3 separate regions of the Homo sapiens genome follow, and all the other regions are linked to region 2. The links are chromatin contacts, found by Hi-C or POLR2A ChIA-PET in ENCODE. All regions are on one chromosome and are shown on one strand. Each heading gives the region's core, a stretch centred on a gene start or an enhancer-like site at or near the end of the contact. The rest is flanking DNA. Distances are from core to core; before and after follow the strand shown.

The links. A loop is a pair of places that touch in the nucleus more often than their neighbours do. ChIA-PET counts read pairs that join two places held with the same protein, here RNA polymerase II (POLR2A). Pooled maps may share reads with other maps.
Region 1: a map with no recorded cell type shows a loop between it and region 2 (4-fold over the local background). The contact joins the enhancer-like site here to the promoter of ZNF684 in region 2. A Hi-C loop is called at or near these places in 1 of 37 single-sample maps with no recorded cell type and 2 of 50 pooled maps. POLR2A ChIA-PET finds 5 or more read pairs at or near these places in 2 of 52 experiments (T-cell and WTC11).
Region 3: a loop to region 2 is called in a pooled map, with 4 times the contacts of the local background. The contact joins the enhancer-like site here to the promoter of ZNF684 in region 2. A Hi-C loop is called at or near these places in 1 of 168 maps with a recorded cell type or tissue (naive thymus-derived CD4-positive, alpha-beta T cell) and 7 of 50 pooled maps. POLR2A ChIA-PET finds 5 or more read pairs at or near these places in 1 of 52 experiments (K562).

The regions. Positions count from the first base shown.
Region 1 is chr1:40,230,832-40,235,767 of GRCh38, reverse strand. It overlaps RLF (RLF zinc finger), which reads right to left. Exons shown (of 8, transcript NM_012421.4): 7 at 4,110-4,251. Among named protein-coding and RNA genes, the nearest start is that of TMCO2, 15 kb to the left of the region's middle. Within about 2 kb of position 3,192, at least 2 of the 41 ENCODE cell types and tissues checked have a DNase peak (open chromatin) inside an H3K27ac peak, as active enhancers do.
Region 2 is chr1:40,528,119-40,532,922 of GRCh38, reverse strand. ZNF684 (zinc finger protein 684) reads right to left here and starts at 1,286. Exons shown (of 5, transcript NM_152373.4): 1 at 1,136-1,286. It overlaps LOC124904149 (a long non-coding RNA gene), which reads left to right and starts at 1,377. Exons shown (of 2, transcript XR_007066022.1): 1 at 1,377-1,435; 2 at 1,568-2,345. RefSeq lists an enhancer at 1,192-1,486.
Region 3 is chr1:40,792,551-40,797,373 of GRCh38, reverse strand. All of the region lies in intron 1 of KCNQ4 (potassium voltage-gated channel subfamily Q member 4), which reads right to left. Among named protein-coding and RNA genes, the nearest start is that of KCNQ4, 11 kb to the right of the region's middle. Within about 2 kb of position 1,318, at least 9 of the 41 ENCODE cell types and tissues checked have a DNase peak (open chromatin) inside an H3K27ac peak, as active enhancers do.

The DNA.
Region 1 (4,936 bases), core at 1,943-4,442, 300 kb after region 2:
ATTATTTTTTTGCATACAGAAAGATTATATAACTTTCACTGATAAGGAATTTTAGCTTGTAAAAACTTTTAGAGTTCCTAAATTTTATCTTAAATCTTTCTTCATGAAAGTTACATTTAGATATTTCTTGTCTCAACATGCAAAGAACTAAATTAGATGCTACAACTACGAACAATGTACATTTACTAGGCACTGTGTATTAAAGCAGTTCCTTACTTCCAAGGAATTTATCTGTACCCCGAATGCATAAACAATAAATGCATGTGAATCCAAAGAAATTCAGGATAAAAAAGGTCACTGGAGGATTCAAAATAGAATGATGTTGAGTAGAGGGGCAGGGTTTAAAATGGCAGCAACAGGAAACACAGGTATAGATGTGAGTCTAAGATTAAATTCAATTTAAGAAATTCTCTTTGGCTGGGCACGGTGGCTCACGCCTGTAATCCCAGCACTTTGGGAGGCCGAGGCAGGTGTATCACCTGAGTTTGAGACCAGCCTGACCAACACGGAGAAACCCCGTCTCTACTAAAAATACAAAATTAGCCAGGTGTGGTGGTGCATGCCTGTAATCCCAGCTACTCGGAGGCTGAGGCAGCAGAATCGCTTGAACCCAGGAGGTGGAGGTTGCAGTTTAGCCAAGATCACACCATTGCACTCCAGCCTGGGCAACAAGAGCAAAACTCCGTCTCAAAAAAAAAAAAAAAAAAAAAAATTCTCTCTATCATGAACACTTGGATTTTTCAAAACTTCAAAGATAAAATAAATGATCCTTTCCATTTCCTCCTGAAAGAATCTGGTAATTTATAGTCACCGTCACAGGTGTACTGAATCTCAGCTTTCCAGGGAAAAAACAGAAATCAGAAATCTTGCTATGGCAGCAGGTTCTCAGAAACTAGTTTAAAATTAGGAAGACCTGGTCATATGTGATAAAAGCTTGGTACATACAAGATAACTCTTTTTATCTGAGAGGCTGAAATAAAATACAAAAATGACATGAGCAAAGAAAAGCAAGATATGTCAGAGTGGCTTAAAACGCACTGCTATGAGCAGAGACTTTAGAATCAGACTTTGACTGCCTTTGAACCCCAGCTTCACAACAAGTGACAAGTTCTCAACCTCTAAACTTCAGTTTCCTTATTGGTAAAATGATAACAGTAATGTTAATAACAGATTTTCCTCCTAAGGTTATAAAGATGAAATAATAACGCTGGCACATTGTAACTATTTAACAGAATACAATGTAAAATAATGGAGTAAATTCCACTGTTTAAATCAGTAAACAATTTGCCAGGCATTTAATTCTGTGTTGGGCATCATTCATTCTAAATGCTGGGAACACAAAGAAATCACTGTCATTGATTTACAGAACCCCTACTACAGCCTAGGCACTTATTTGAAATAAACTTTTTTGCACGTATTATCCTCATTTTATAGACAAAAAACCCCCAACACTCAGAACGTTAAGTTGCCCAATGTCACTAACTAGTGAGCAGAGGAGCAAGGACTTAAAAGCATTTAGGCCGGGCACAGTGGCTCACACCTGTAATCCCAGCACTTTGGGAGGCCGAGGCAGGCACATCACTTGAGGCATGGAGTTTAAGACCAGCAGGGCCAACATGGCAAAACCCCATTTCTAATAAAAATACAAAAAATTAGCCAGGCATGGTGATGCAGGCCCAAAGCCCCAGCTACTTGGGAGGCTGAGGCATCAGAATCCCTTGAACCTGGGAAGCGGAGGTTGCAGTGAGCTGAGATCACGCCACTGCATGCCAGCCTGGGCAACAGAGTGAGACTCCGTCTCAAAAAAAAGAAGATATTTGGCCTGAAGAGTAGAAGAGATGTGGACTGGTAGGTGAAAAGGGAGTGAGTGAGTGTAGAATCCCTTGCAAACTGAGACTCCAACTTTTTTTTCTTTAAAACTAGTCAAGTGTAATAGTGAGAAGGGGGAAAGAGTAGAACAGAGTTCAGTCTGTAACTGACTGTGAACAATCAATTGAGATAACTCCCTACCTTTCAGACGAGCTGAGACTCTAGCTTTTTTGAAAGAGAGGCATTACCTAGCCTGTATCAGCTAGGATCTGGTTCTGTTGTGAGTGGCAGACTTCCCACAACAGTAGTGGCCTAAAGAATATAGAAGTTTCTCCCTCTCATTTGGAATGTAGTCCAAGTAAAACAGGCCATGTTGCTTTAGTGGCTCCACAGGACTAGACCATGGGTCTCTTGACTTATTAGGATGATGTGATAGAAGTTTATCATTTGTAAGTAAGAGCAGAGAGGACTTGGGGAAAGTCAGCTAAATTTTAAAATAATTCAGTTTCTCAACAAGTTACTAACTCCTTTTGGAAGACTGTGAGGTGGACAGCAAAGAATGGCCATTCTTTCTTAAACAGCCTAATCTGGCTGGGATGGTAACATTTGAAAAATCACTAACAACATTTTTCAAAGAAAAGTAACCAGAAATACTATTATATATTCTGAACAGATATGCCAAAAAGTTACTGAAAGGAGTAGTGAATAAATGTGAATCAGGATATGCAATGTGGAGCTGAATTTTGAAGAAATTGGTGGGTCTTAAACTAGGAAGGTGAGGGATCAAGAGTGACTTGGCATACTGTTGCAAGCGCACATAGGATATAGCCAAGTCATTCAATCTTTGCTTTTTTTTTTTTTTTTGAGACAGAGTCTCACTCTGTCGCCCAGGCTGGAGTGCAATGGTGTGATCTCGGCTCACTGCCACCTCTGCCTCCCAAGTTCAAGCAGGTGGGGCAGCTTACACCTATAATCCCAGCACTTTGGAAGGCTGAGGTGGGAGAATTGCTTGAGGCCAGGAGTTCAGAACCAGTCTGGGCAACAAAGCAAGACCCTGTATCTACCACTGCTCCCCGCCAAAAAAGAAAAAGCCAGGTATAGTGGCACACGCCTGCAATCTCAGCTACTCTGGAGGCTGAGACGGGAGGATTGCTTGAGCCAAGGAGTTTGAAGCTGTAATGAGCTATGATCGCACCACTGCACTACAGCCTGGGTGACAGAGCGAGACCTGTCTCAACCAAAAACTGAAAACTAAAGTCAGAGATGGAGGATGTCAGGTTTCAAGCACCAACTTGTTGCACCCTTGCTGCTTGAAAACAGAGGTAAAGACTGAGTGTAGCTTCTAGCACCTGAGAACAGACCCTGATTGGCAGCCAGCCAGAAAACAGAAACCTTAGTCCTACAACCACAGGAACTGAAACCTGTCGATAAGAATAAGCTTTGAAGTGGATTTTCCACAGAGCCTCTGATAGAACTTAGCCTGGCAAACTACATTTTAGCCAATATGATAATCTTAGAAGAGAATCCTGCCACATTGTGCTGGATTTCTGATTTACAAAACTGAACTGATAAAAACGGACATTGTTTTAAGTATTAATTTTTGTGATGTTATTCAACAATAGAAAATTAGTACCTTTATTAAAGATTTAAACAAAACAAAATGTTCTAATGGCCAATTATAAAGTAATTGTTTAAACAGGCAAGTTCTATAGTTACCTTGAAATGTTCTTTTTTTTTTTTTTAAAAAAAAAAAGACCAAGTCTCACTCTGTCACCTAGGCTGGAGTGCAGCAGTGCAATCTTGGCTCACCACAACCTCCGCCTTCCCTGTTCAAGCGATTCTCCTGCCTCAGCCTCCAAAGTAGCTGGGATTACAGGCGCCCGCCACCATGCCCGGCTAATTTTTGTATTTTTAGTAGAGACGGGGTTTCACCAGGTTGGCCAGGCTGGTCTCGAACTCCTGAGCTCAAGTAATCCACCCGCCTTGGCCTCCCAAAGTGCTGGGATTACAGGCTTGAGCCACCGTGCCTGGCCTCTTAAAATGTTCTTAACGTGACAGGAGACACAACTTCATTCACAGTAATTAGAAATAAATATCACCTAACTTGTTTGACCATCAATTTGTTTCTGATTAATTATAGGAAGTCAATCTGGAGAAACAGTCAGATGTGGTCAATTCCATTAATCTTATTAAAACTCATTATTTCTTATCTTCCTTTAAAGGGAATTTCCTGAGAAGTTATCTTCCCACTCATTTCTTTCCTCCAGCTACAGTTAGCAGAGAAGGCATAAAGTACTCACTTCAGTTTGTATAACTCTAATGAGGCAAAATAAATGCTGCTGCGTTTTAGCTATGACACCAAACTGACGACAGCGCTCCAAAAAAGTATCTAAAGAAGGGTCAATTCTTCTTTGCAGTTTACTCCAAAAAAGAGTCAGTTCCCTATAAAAAAAGAAGATCATGGTAAAACATTTAAAGTAACTGGTATTTGCTGCCCTGCCCCCGGCAACCCAATTTTTTGATCTGTAGAAAGCTGACAGTAGAGAAAACAAAAACTAGATTAAAAGCTGTCTATATTCACCACTGCTTTCTCCCAAACTGATAAAATTGTTAAGAATCCTCCGTAACAATTCCCTGACTTCTCTCTTGTGTTTAGGGGGAAAAATAAAAACAAAACACTACCTCCTTAACAGTGGCATTTAAAAAAAACTTATTTAGATCCCATGTTGTTCTAAAAGGTTTTATCCTTCACACTGGTGATTAATATACTGATTGAATTAAGCCCTGTCCTAATGGGCAGAAATAATCAGCCATCACTAAATTAACAACGAAATATATATACAACAAAGACACTCTAATGGTACACTTCTATACAGTGATCTTAAAGGGCCCTTTCCAGATCTAAAATGTCAGGATGCTACTTAGAGCCTGTAGTTTGGAATGGTTAAATACTTCCAGTGAAATAAGTAAAATGGCACTTTTTGGAAATGGCTAAAATACAGGAATCTCACAAAGATTCATTATGGAAACAAAAGGAAAGCTTGAAAATAATAAATTAAACAAAAACATTTAATGGGTAAAACACTCACGCAAAAAAGCATTAGAAACTCAACAATGCCAAGGATAG
Region 2 (4,804 bases), core at 37-2,536:
GGATGTTATATGTTTCTGTCCTACTGATCTAGCACCAAGTGGTTCCTCTTGAAACAGTTATTTTTTTTCCTCCCAGAAATTTATCCTGAAGAAATAATGAATGAGTTGACTCACTTAAAAGCTTGGTCTCTGAAGCTCCGTAAGTCTAAAAATGATTCCTTCCTGTGATTCTCTGGTTTCTACTCTGACGCTGGGATAAGAGATTGCAAATTAGGTTGGGCTTTCTTGAGAAGGCTGGATTCAGGGACCCAGGAACACTTTTTTTTATTTTTTTTTTGTTAAGCTGGATCCTTCAGTTTAAACTCCAAATGTTTCTCTCTGTAGAAACTCGCCATCTCCTATGAGCTTAGAACTGCTGGGGCTCTAGAAAGGGTATAATGGGCAAACCGGGGACTCACATCTTCATTTACACAGTCTGCACTGGAAGATCTGCAGATACACCAAGAGACTCTACAAAATGACTACAAATCGAAATTTACTCAGCATTCATTGCTCAAACATTTCAGGAGAATAAACCCAACTCTGTTTTATGCAGGAATGCTATACTGTAAAAAAAAAAAAAAAGAAATTTGGAGAAAATGTATCTGAGTTTGAATCTCAGTTCTTCCACTTACTAAGCTGTGTGAGTCCAGGCAAGTAATTTCACCTTTCAGCTTCAGTTAACTCATATGCAAAATGGTAATAGCATTTACTTCAAATGATTGCTGAGAATACCCTTCTAATCCATAGCAGTTTCTCAAGAATGCTTTCTTCCTGGATCCCTTGAAATAGCTTACAGTTTCCACTGGATCCCTTGACACGGCTTAAAATTGTCGCAGGCTCCAGTCGGGCCAACTATGCTCTTGGAACCAGGAAAGGTACAGTTAGATGAACAGACTCCTACATAGTGACCTTGACCTACAAGAGCAGGAATGCAAATTGAGCCTCTCCCAGTCCCACCAGAGCCCTGGACATCTACCCAGTGCCAGTCGGAGCCCAACTCTTGCTTTCTCTCAGCTACTCGAGTTGAACAGGACCCACATATCCAAACCTGAAGTCACTGCGCTTGGAGACTAAAGTTTTATCTTCGGTAGGGTAAACCTAGAAGCCAGTCCCCGCCTTTCTCTTACGTCCTCCGAGTCCAGCAAAGCCATACCTGCCACCCTTTCACTGCCTCGCTCGCAGCTCCGGCTCCAAGCCTGGGATCAGTCACAGCGTCGTCCAGAGACAGGGGAGCAACACCCGCCCGCACTTCCCGCGGCGCTGATTTGAAGATTGAATACCGGCTACCGTCCTACTACGCGTGTGCGGAAGTAACTGTCCACCTAGAGTTCCTGGACTCCTCCCGGGTGTAGGCCATCCGTCGGAGACCACATTTCCCATAAGGCCAGTGGAGCTCGTTTCCGGAAGACGTCAGACGCTGCTTCCTCTTGGGGGGTGGTGCGGAGATTCCCGGGTTGGTATCTCTATTGCTAGCCTGAGAGCCACGCTTTTTAAGTCGTTTTCATTTAAAAGGATACACAGCATTTTTAAATACTGGAAAGTAAAATCGGCGGTATGCTAAAAACAATTTGCTCTTACTCAGCAGGGTTTCTTCTAGCAATGCACCAGGTTAAGTCGGAGAGGTGAAGAGGATCCAACAAAGAAGACTGAGAAGGAATAATCCATGAAGTAGATGGAAAAGTAGGAGAGTTTAGATCTGCAAAACCAAGGGAAGGAAGTGTTTCAAGAAGGGAGTGACCCATTGTCTCAAATGTTGCTCATAGGTCAAGTAAAATGAGAATTAAGAATGGGCCACTGTAGCAATGGTCACCAGTGATGTTGAAACGCCATTTTGGCAGTGGTGGAAGTTTGATAAAGTCTGATGAAAATTTGATAGGAGTTGGAGGGAAGGATGGGAGGAGAGGAAATGGAGAAAGCAAATATACGCAATACTTTTAAGAAGTTTTGTTTTTAAGGTGAGCAGAAAAATAAGGCTATCATGGGATAGGGATTTTGTTAATCTTTTGTTGTTGCGTTTTTCCACGTTCTAATTTTTTTTTTTTTTTTAATTCAAAGATGGGGCTGAGTGTGGTGGCTTATGCCTGTAATCCTAACATTTCAGGAGGCCAAAGTGGGAGGATTGGTTGAGCCCAGGAGTCTGAAACTGCCTAGGCAACATAGTGAGACCCTCATCTCTACAAAAAATAAAAAACTAGCCTGGCATGGCACCCGCCTGAAGTCCCAACTACTTGAGAGGCTGAGATGGGAGGATCGCTTGAGCCCAGACAGTAGAGACTGCAGTGAGCCGTGATCCCGCCACTGCACTGCAGCATGGGCGACAGAGCTAGTCTCTGTCTCAAAAAAATAAAATAAAAAAGATGGAAGAAATTATAGTAAGTTTATGTACTAATTAAAAGGATCTAGGCTGGGCGCAGTGGCTCACGCCTGTAATCCCAGCACTTTGGGAAGCTTAGGTGGGCAGATCACCTGAGGTCAGGAGTTGGAGACCAGCCTGGCCAACGTGGTGAAACCCCGTCTCTACTAAAAATACAAAAATTAGCCGGGCGTGGTGGCAGACGCCTGTAAACCCAGCTACCTGGGAGGCTGAGGCGGGAGAATCACTTGAACCCGGGAGGCAGAGGTTGCAGTGAGCCGAGATCACACCACTGCACTCCAGCCTGGGCGACAGAGCGAGGCTCTGTCTCAAATAAATGAATTAGTTAATAAAATAAAACAAAAGATCCAGTAGAGGCGGGAAATACACAATTCAGGATAGACAGGCTAGTTACTCGGAGGAATGTCCTTGAGAAGAGAAGGGATGGAATCCAGTACACAATCACAGGGATCATTCTAAGTAAGAGTATGGATAATTCATCTCCATTGAAATAAAAGGGGAGGCAGAGTTTATAAGTACAGATCCAAACAGGTGGACAAATATGGTGGTAGGAGAAAGAGGATGCCCTGTTCTGAGTGCTTCTATTTTCCCAGTGAAATAGGAAGCTGAAATGAAGATAGGGGGAAAGTATTTTAGACTTGACAGAAAAGATGAATACCGTATTATGATGATTTTGAAACATGATTTTTTCATATTTTAACATCTGTGAAATTGCTGTCTTACAAGTGATGGCATTCCATAGTTTAATCAGGAGCATTGTTTTTTATTAGTATATAAAATAATAATACAACTTATAATCAATGGCATCTGAGATTCGATAAAGTATGATTTATGAATGTGAGCAAGTGAATAGATTAAGGAAATGTAGTACTATTGCCTGGCACCATTAAGAACTGGCTTGATATTAGTAGCCATTATCGCTTCTCAGCCTTTTGGCTAAGATCAAGTGATATTAGTACCCACTGACTTTACTAGCATTTTCTATGCAATAAACACATCTCTCTCTCTCTGCCTCCCCTCCCGTCCCCTCCCCTCCCCTCTCCTCTCCTCTCTCTCAACAGAAAGGACATATATTAAAGACATGGGTAGTAGAATAAATTCATTACATCTTAATATCTAAAGTATTTTGGACCAAATTACTTATGTATTTTTATTAGAAACAGTATGTATTTTGTGCAACCCAAAAATTAGGCATTTAATTTTACAAAACATTTCATTATGGTAATTTTAAACTATGCAATAGTAGAAAGAATAGTGGTGAACTTCCATGTATCCATCCCCCAACTCCAATAATTATCAACTCAGGGCCAATTCTGTTTCATCTCTACCCCCAACCCCATTGCATAGTATTTTGAAGCAAATCCCAGAGCATATAATTTCACCAATAAAAATAAAGACTTAAAAAACCATATTATTATCACATCTAAAATATTAACAATATTTCCTTAACATCATCAAACATTGAGTCATTGTTCAAATTATCAATTTTCTCATAATTGCAATTTCTTTTAGAGTTTTTAAAAAATTAAGTACAAACGTTGGGCACAGTGGCTCATGCCTGTAACCACATCACTTTGGGAGGCTGAAGAAGAGGGAGGATTGCTTGAGGCCAAGAGTTTGAGGCTGCAGTCAGCTATGATCATACCACAACTTTAGAGGTTGTAAAAAAGGGACACTCTAATTCTATCATTCCTTTGTCATTTAGCAGCTGGATTATTCCTATAAAGAGGAACTTCATATCATGTACTATGTAGTTATTCAGGTATACAGTTCACATAGGAATGTCAGGAAAAAAATTTATTTACCAGTTTTCAACTTAACATCCCAATTATCTCTTAAACATGACCAATTTTTGAGCATCATTATGAACTCATAGATTTAAACATGTTTGATGTGCTTCAATCTATTGCTATTGTTATCCCTACTGATATTCAAACTGTCACATCTTTGGCCATTGGGAGCCTCTTTAAGTTGGCTCTTGAGAGTCCTCTTCTTTTGGAATGATCCTATTAGTCTTCAATAGCTTGTTATCTATATGACAAGGTGCTTCAGGTTTCTCTTGTTCATTTCCTGACCCAGACCTTAAATCAGCCATTTCTCCAAGGAACCTGGCTCTTTTTAATGGGAGATGGTATTTCAAGACCTTGATCAGGCATCTGGTGGTGTTCACTGCTCCTGGGTTGGTTAGACATTGACTTTGAAGTTTTGAATTTCTGACATACTAGTGGCTAACAGTGTGGGCTGCAGAGATAGACTGCCTGGATTTGAATCAGTGCACTACCTCTTATTAGGTATGCAACACTGGGCCAGTTTATAAATTTATCTGTGCCTCAGATTCCTCAAATGTAAAATGAGAACAATAACAGTACCTAAATTTGTAGGACCCTGGTGAGGTTTGTAAAAATTGATATATAATAACTGTACATATTTATGGGGTACATAGTGATA
Region 3 (4,823 bases), core at 69-2,568, 260 kb before region 2:
TGCTATTCTCTCTGCCTGAAACACTGTTCCTTGCTCCTTTTCACCTAGCTAACTCCTACTTCTACTCATCTTTCAGTCTCAACTTAAGCCTCTTCCTCTGGGAAGCCTTCCCAGCCATGCCCAGATTGGGGCAGGGCTTGGCCCTCTGTGCTGGGCTCCCACTGGACTCCGTGCTGCCTGGACAGTGGCACTTATCACCCTGCCTGGTAACTGCCAGCTTCCCAGCCCATCTCCCCCAGGGAGCAGAGGAAGGTCTGATTCATTGCTCTGTCCCCAGAGTCTGGCACAGGGCCTGGCCCGGGGAGACTGGCATAAGCAGCTGAACTTCATTTAGAAGTGAAGGTTTCTCAAATGAAAGGGCGAGAGAGGGAAGGAATGAGTCCCCAGGGTAGAATCGGGGTGGGAGCAGGACCTTGAACTGTATTTATTTATTTATTTATTTATTTATTTATTTATTTGATGGAGTCTCACTCTGTCATCCAGGCTGGAGTGCAGTGGCACGATCTCGGCTCACTGCAACCTCTACCTCCCGGGTTTAAGCGATTCTGATGCCTCAACCTCCCAAGTAGCTGGGACTATAGGTGCGCACCATCACACCCAGATAATTTTTTGTATTTTCAGTAGAGACGGGGTTTCACCATGTTGGCCAGGCTAGTCTCGAACTCCTGACCTCAGGTGGTCTGCCTGCCTCTGCCTCCCAAAGTGCTGGGATTACAGGCGTGAGCCACAGCGCCCGGCCCAGGACCTTGAACTTTAAGGCTCAACTTCTCCTAATATCACCCCCCATTAGAAGCAGGCAGACATAGTCCGGGTGAGTTAGGTGGGTAAGATCACAGCCTATAGAGCTAGACTCTTGTGGTTAGAATCCTGGCCCTGCTACATGTACCCAGGCAAGTCACGTAACCTCTTTGTGCCTCAACTTCCTCATCTGAAAAGTAGGCATAATAACAGTACCTACCTCATAGTGTCATTGAGAGGAAAAAGTGATAGAAGGCGTGGCAAGCTCTCAGAGCAGCATCTGGTCCACGGTAAGCACTCAGTAAGGTCCTGCTAGTATTATCTTTGTTATTATTGAGAGCCAGAGCAGAGAGGGAGGCTGAGACTCAGAGAGGGAGGTGACTGCTAGAAGCTAGCCAGCAGGATCGTGTCTCTTGCCTTCCGACCCCAACCCGGTGCCCCTGATGTGCACTGATTACCCCCTCGGCCCCCCACCACAGTCCTGCAAACCGTTCCCACCCTCTCATGTCACAGAATCGTTGCACACTCGGCCTCTCCAGGCACTCAGTTGTCTGAGCTGAGCCCAGAAAACTCCCGTCCTCTTGGGCATTCACCACTTCCTGGCTGTGTGACAAGGGCAGTGTTTCACCTTTAAGCTTCAGTGTCATCTTCCATCCAATGGGGATAATGATAGGACCTACCTCATAGGGCTCTTGGAAGGATTAAATGAAGCAGTGTGAAAAATATTTAGCACAATACCTGGTAGAGATTAGACTATGAATCTTATTACTCAGTGACAAAGTCTGTGCTTAGAACTCTAGCCTGGCTCCAGCTTCGTGCATTCTTTTCCTAGAGTTCCCCAGGTCTCCAGCCTGGGCATCTCTGAGCTGTCCTCCAGGGGAGCCTGAGGACAGGAATTGCTAGTGTGGCCACCCTGCTTTTACAGGGCCTGTGTCATTCCACCTGCCCCGCTCCCCCATATGTCTCTTCCTCAGGGCTCAAAGCAGTGCAAGTGAAAAGTGAAAGTGAGATGAGGGGCCCAGGACCCTAGAGAAGTGGGATCCTCTGATGGCAAGATAAGAACAGTAAAACCAGGGCTGGGTGCAGTGGCTCATGTCCGTAATCTCAGCACTTTGGGAGGCCAGGGTGGGAAAATTGCTTGAGCACAGGAATTCGAAACCAGCCTGGGCAACATAACAAGATCCCCTCTCTACAAAAAATTTAAAAATTAGCCTAGCGCCGTGACGTGCACCTGCGGTCTCAGCTACATGAAAGGCTGAGGCAGGAGGATCGCTTGAGCCCAGGAGTTCAAGGCTGCAGTGAACCATGATCACACCACTGCCTTCCAGCCTGGGTGAAAGAGTAAGACTCTGTCTCAAAAGGAAAAAAAAAAAAAAAAAAGGTAAAACCACCACAACCCCCCTGTTCTTCACAGCACTTTGCAGTTTACCAAGCACTTGCTATAGGAAGCAGCCCCGTGAGGTGAGCAGGGACAGATGGCAATTGTCATTCTATGTATAAGGAAGCTGGTGCCTCAGAGAGGTTGGGTCACCTGCCTGGCATCACACAGCCTCCAGGAAGCAGAGGCAGGAGCTGAGCCCAAGCCTGCTGCCTCCCGGTCCAGTGCTCCTTTAACTGAGGGGTGAGCCCTTGATTCTGGCTGATCTGCCCCCCACCCCCCCACCCGCCCAACCCAATCTTAGGAAAGAGCCTTGGGTTGGTCCTCACTGCAAAGTGCGGGACCTGAGGCTCCTCTGTCCCCTGATCCCTCTGTCCCTACCAGACCCCTCCCTCTTCTGGCTCCACAGCTCAGTGGGGAGGAGCCGGGATGGCGCCCAGACTCAGGGATTTCACGCACCACCGGTAAAATTTCCAAAAACACTTTGGGGACTGCATAAGGTTGTCAACTTTTTATTTTGCCAAGCAAGGACATTTTTTTCCCAGCCCATCATTTCATAAAAGAAAGGACATCATCTCATACTAAAAGACAGTCCTTTAAGTGGAATAAATTTAGCTTTATGAAAGAGTCGCCACCCCGTCCTTATTCTCCTCAGTTTTGCCTTAGGCCACTGGAAACTGCCTTGGGTCAGCTGGCGAGGCTGAGAACCATTTAGAGCTCGGGCTTGGCCCTGATGCCGACATGGGTTTGAGTCTTGACTCGACCACAGACAAGCTGTGTAACTTAGTATGTGGTGTTTCTCTTCTTTGAGCCCCAGTTTCTTGTCTGCAAAATGGGAACAATAATAGTGCCTGCTACCTAGCGGGTACTGGAAAAAATAGATGACCTCACGTCTGCACAGCACTCACTCAGAAAGAGTCAAACCCTGGTTCCCATCCAGTGTCCCCACCCTGGCCTGTCACCGTGTATGGCTCCCCACTGCCCACAGGGTAAGGCCCACCTCCACAGCCTGTCAATCAAGGCCCTGTGCTCTGCAGGTCTTGGGGCAAAGGAGTGAGGGGAAGGAAGTCCCATCTCAAGGCCTTTGCTCTGCTGTTCCCTTCACCTGGAGCTCACTCGGGATAAAAATCATGAACACCCACAGCTCAGTGCTCCACACAGAGGGCTGAGGGGTCTTTTCTCCACTTCTCTCTAGTTGGCAAAACCCTTCTCATCCTTACTACTTGGCCCCAATGCCACCTTCATCAAACATTCACTCATTGCTGACCATGTGCCAAGAATTGTGTTCAACCCCCACACACCCAGTTCTCATAGTCCCATGCAGAAAAGCAAAAAACGCACAGGGCTGGGTGAACAGAACTCTGGGGGCACTGAAGGGCCCTCAGTTGAGCCTGGGGGTAATGGGGATAGGGAGTGCTTCCAAGAAGAGGTGGTGCTCAAACTGGGAGTTGAAGGATGAATAGGAGTTAGCTAGATGATGCAGTGGGCAGAAGAGGGGAGGGAGTTGCAGGCAGAAGGAAAAGCACAGAAGCACTAAACAGCGCAATGCTTTGGGACACTGTAAGTCATTTCTTAGGTGAGAGCAAAGGATGCTTGTGTGGAGGGCATTTCTGACTTGGGCACTGGGGATCGGGGAGTCACTGTCACATGGATTGAGGAAGGAGGGCAGGTTTGGAGGGAGATGCTGAGTTTGAGATGCCCAGGGAATGAGGAGGAGAGGTGTCAGCAGGCAGGAAGCGCAGGGATGAAACTGCAGAGCGGAGGCTGTCATCATAGGGGTGACCCCTGATGTCGTAGGAGTGCATGAGACCACCCCCTGAAACTATGTACTGTGAAGAGGACTTGAGACAAAGCCCCAACATTCAAGGGGCAGAAAGAGGAGGCAGAGCTGCTTGCTGATAGAACCAAGAGAGAAAAGCCACAGAGGCAGGTTTGAGGAAAGCCAGGGGGGTTGCATTCAAGAAGGAAGGGCCCAGCAGGCAGCCATGGTGGCTCCCGAGGCCACCGTGGGAGGATCGCTGGAGCCAGGAGTTGGAGATCAGCCTGGACAACATAGCAAGACCCTGTCTCCACAGAAAAATTTAAAAACTAGCTGGGTGTCTTGGTGTGCGCCTGTAGTCCCAGCTCCTTAGGAGGGTGAGGTGGAAGGATCACTTGAGCCCAGGAGGTTGAGTCTGCAGTGATCATAGTGATCATGCACTCCAGCGTGGGTGACAGAGTGAGGCCCTGCTTCAAAAAAAAAAAAAAAAAAAAGAAAGAAAGAAAAGAAAAGAAAGAAGGGCCCACAGGGGCCCCTTGGGGAGGCAGCATGGTGGAGTGGCCAAATGCATGGCTCCCAGAGATGCACATGCTAGGTTCAAATCCTGCCTCTACCACCTGTCAGCTATGTTGACTTTGGGCAAGTCATTAACTTCTTTACACCTTAATCCCCCTGTCTGTAAAATAGGGCGAATGTATTTTTTTAGGATAAAAAGCATATAGGGGAGGGATTGATACCCCCACCTAGCCTCTGTGCATCCCCAGGTTGTACCTCCCTTCCTCTGCTGGGCCATGGGTCACACTGTCCTTTCCCCGTCCCCCGTCTCTCCCACCAGACTGCCACCAATCCCCAGAGGCTGGAAAATGAGATGAGTGAATGAGTTCACCCAGGGAACGGGCAGCAGGGAGGCAGCATTTCTCCCATGTTACTCCATAAGGAGGGAAGGTG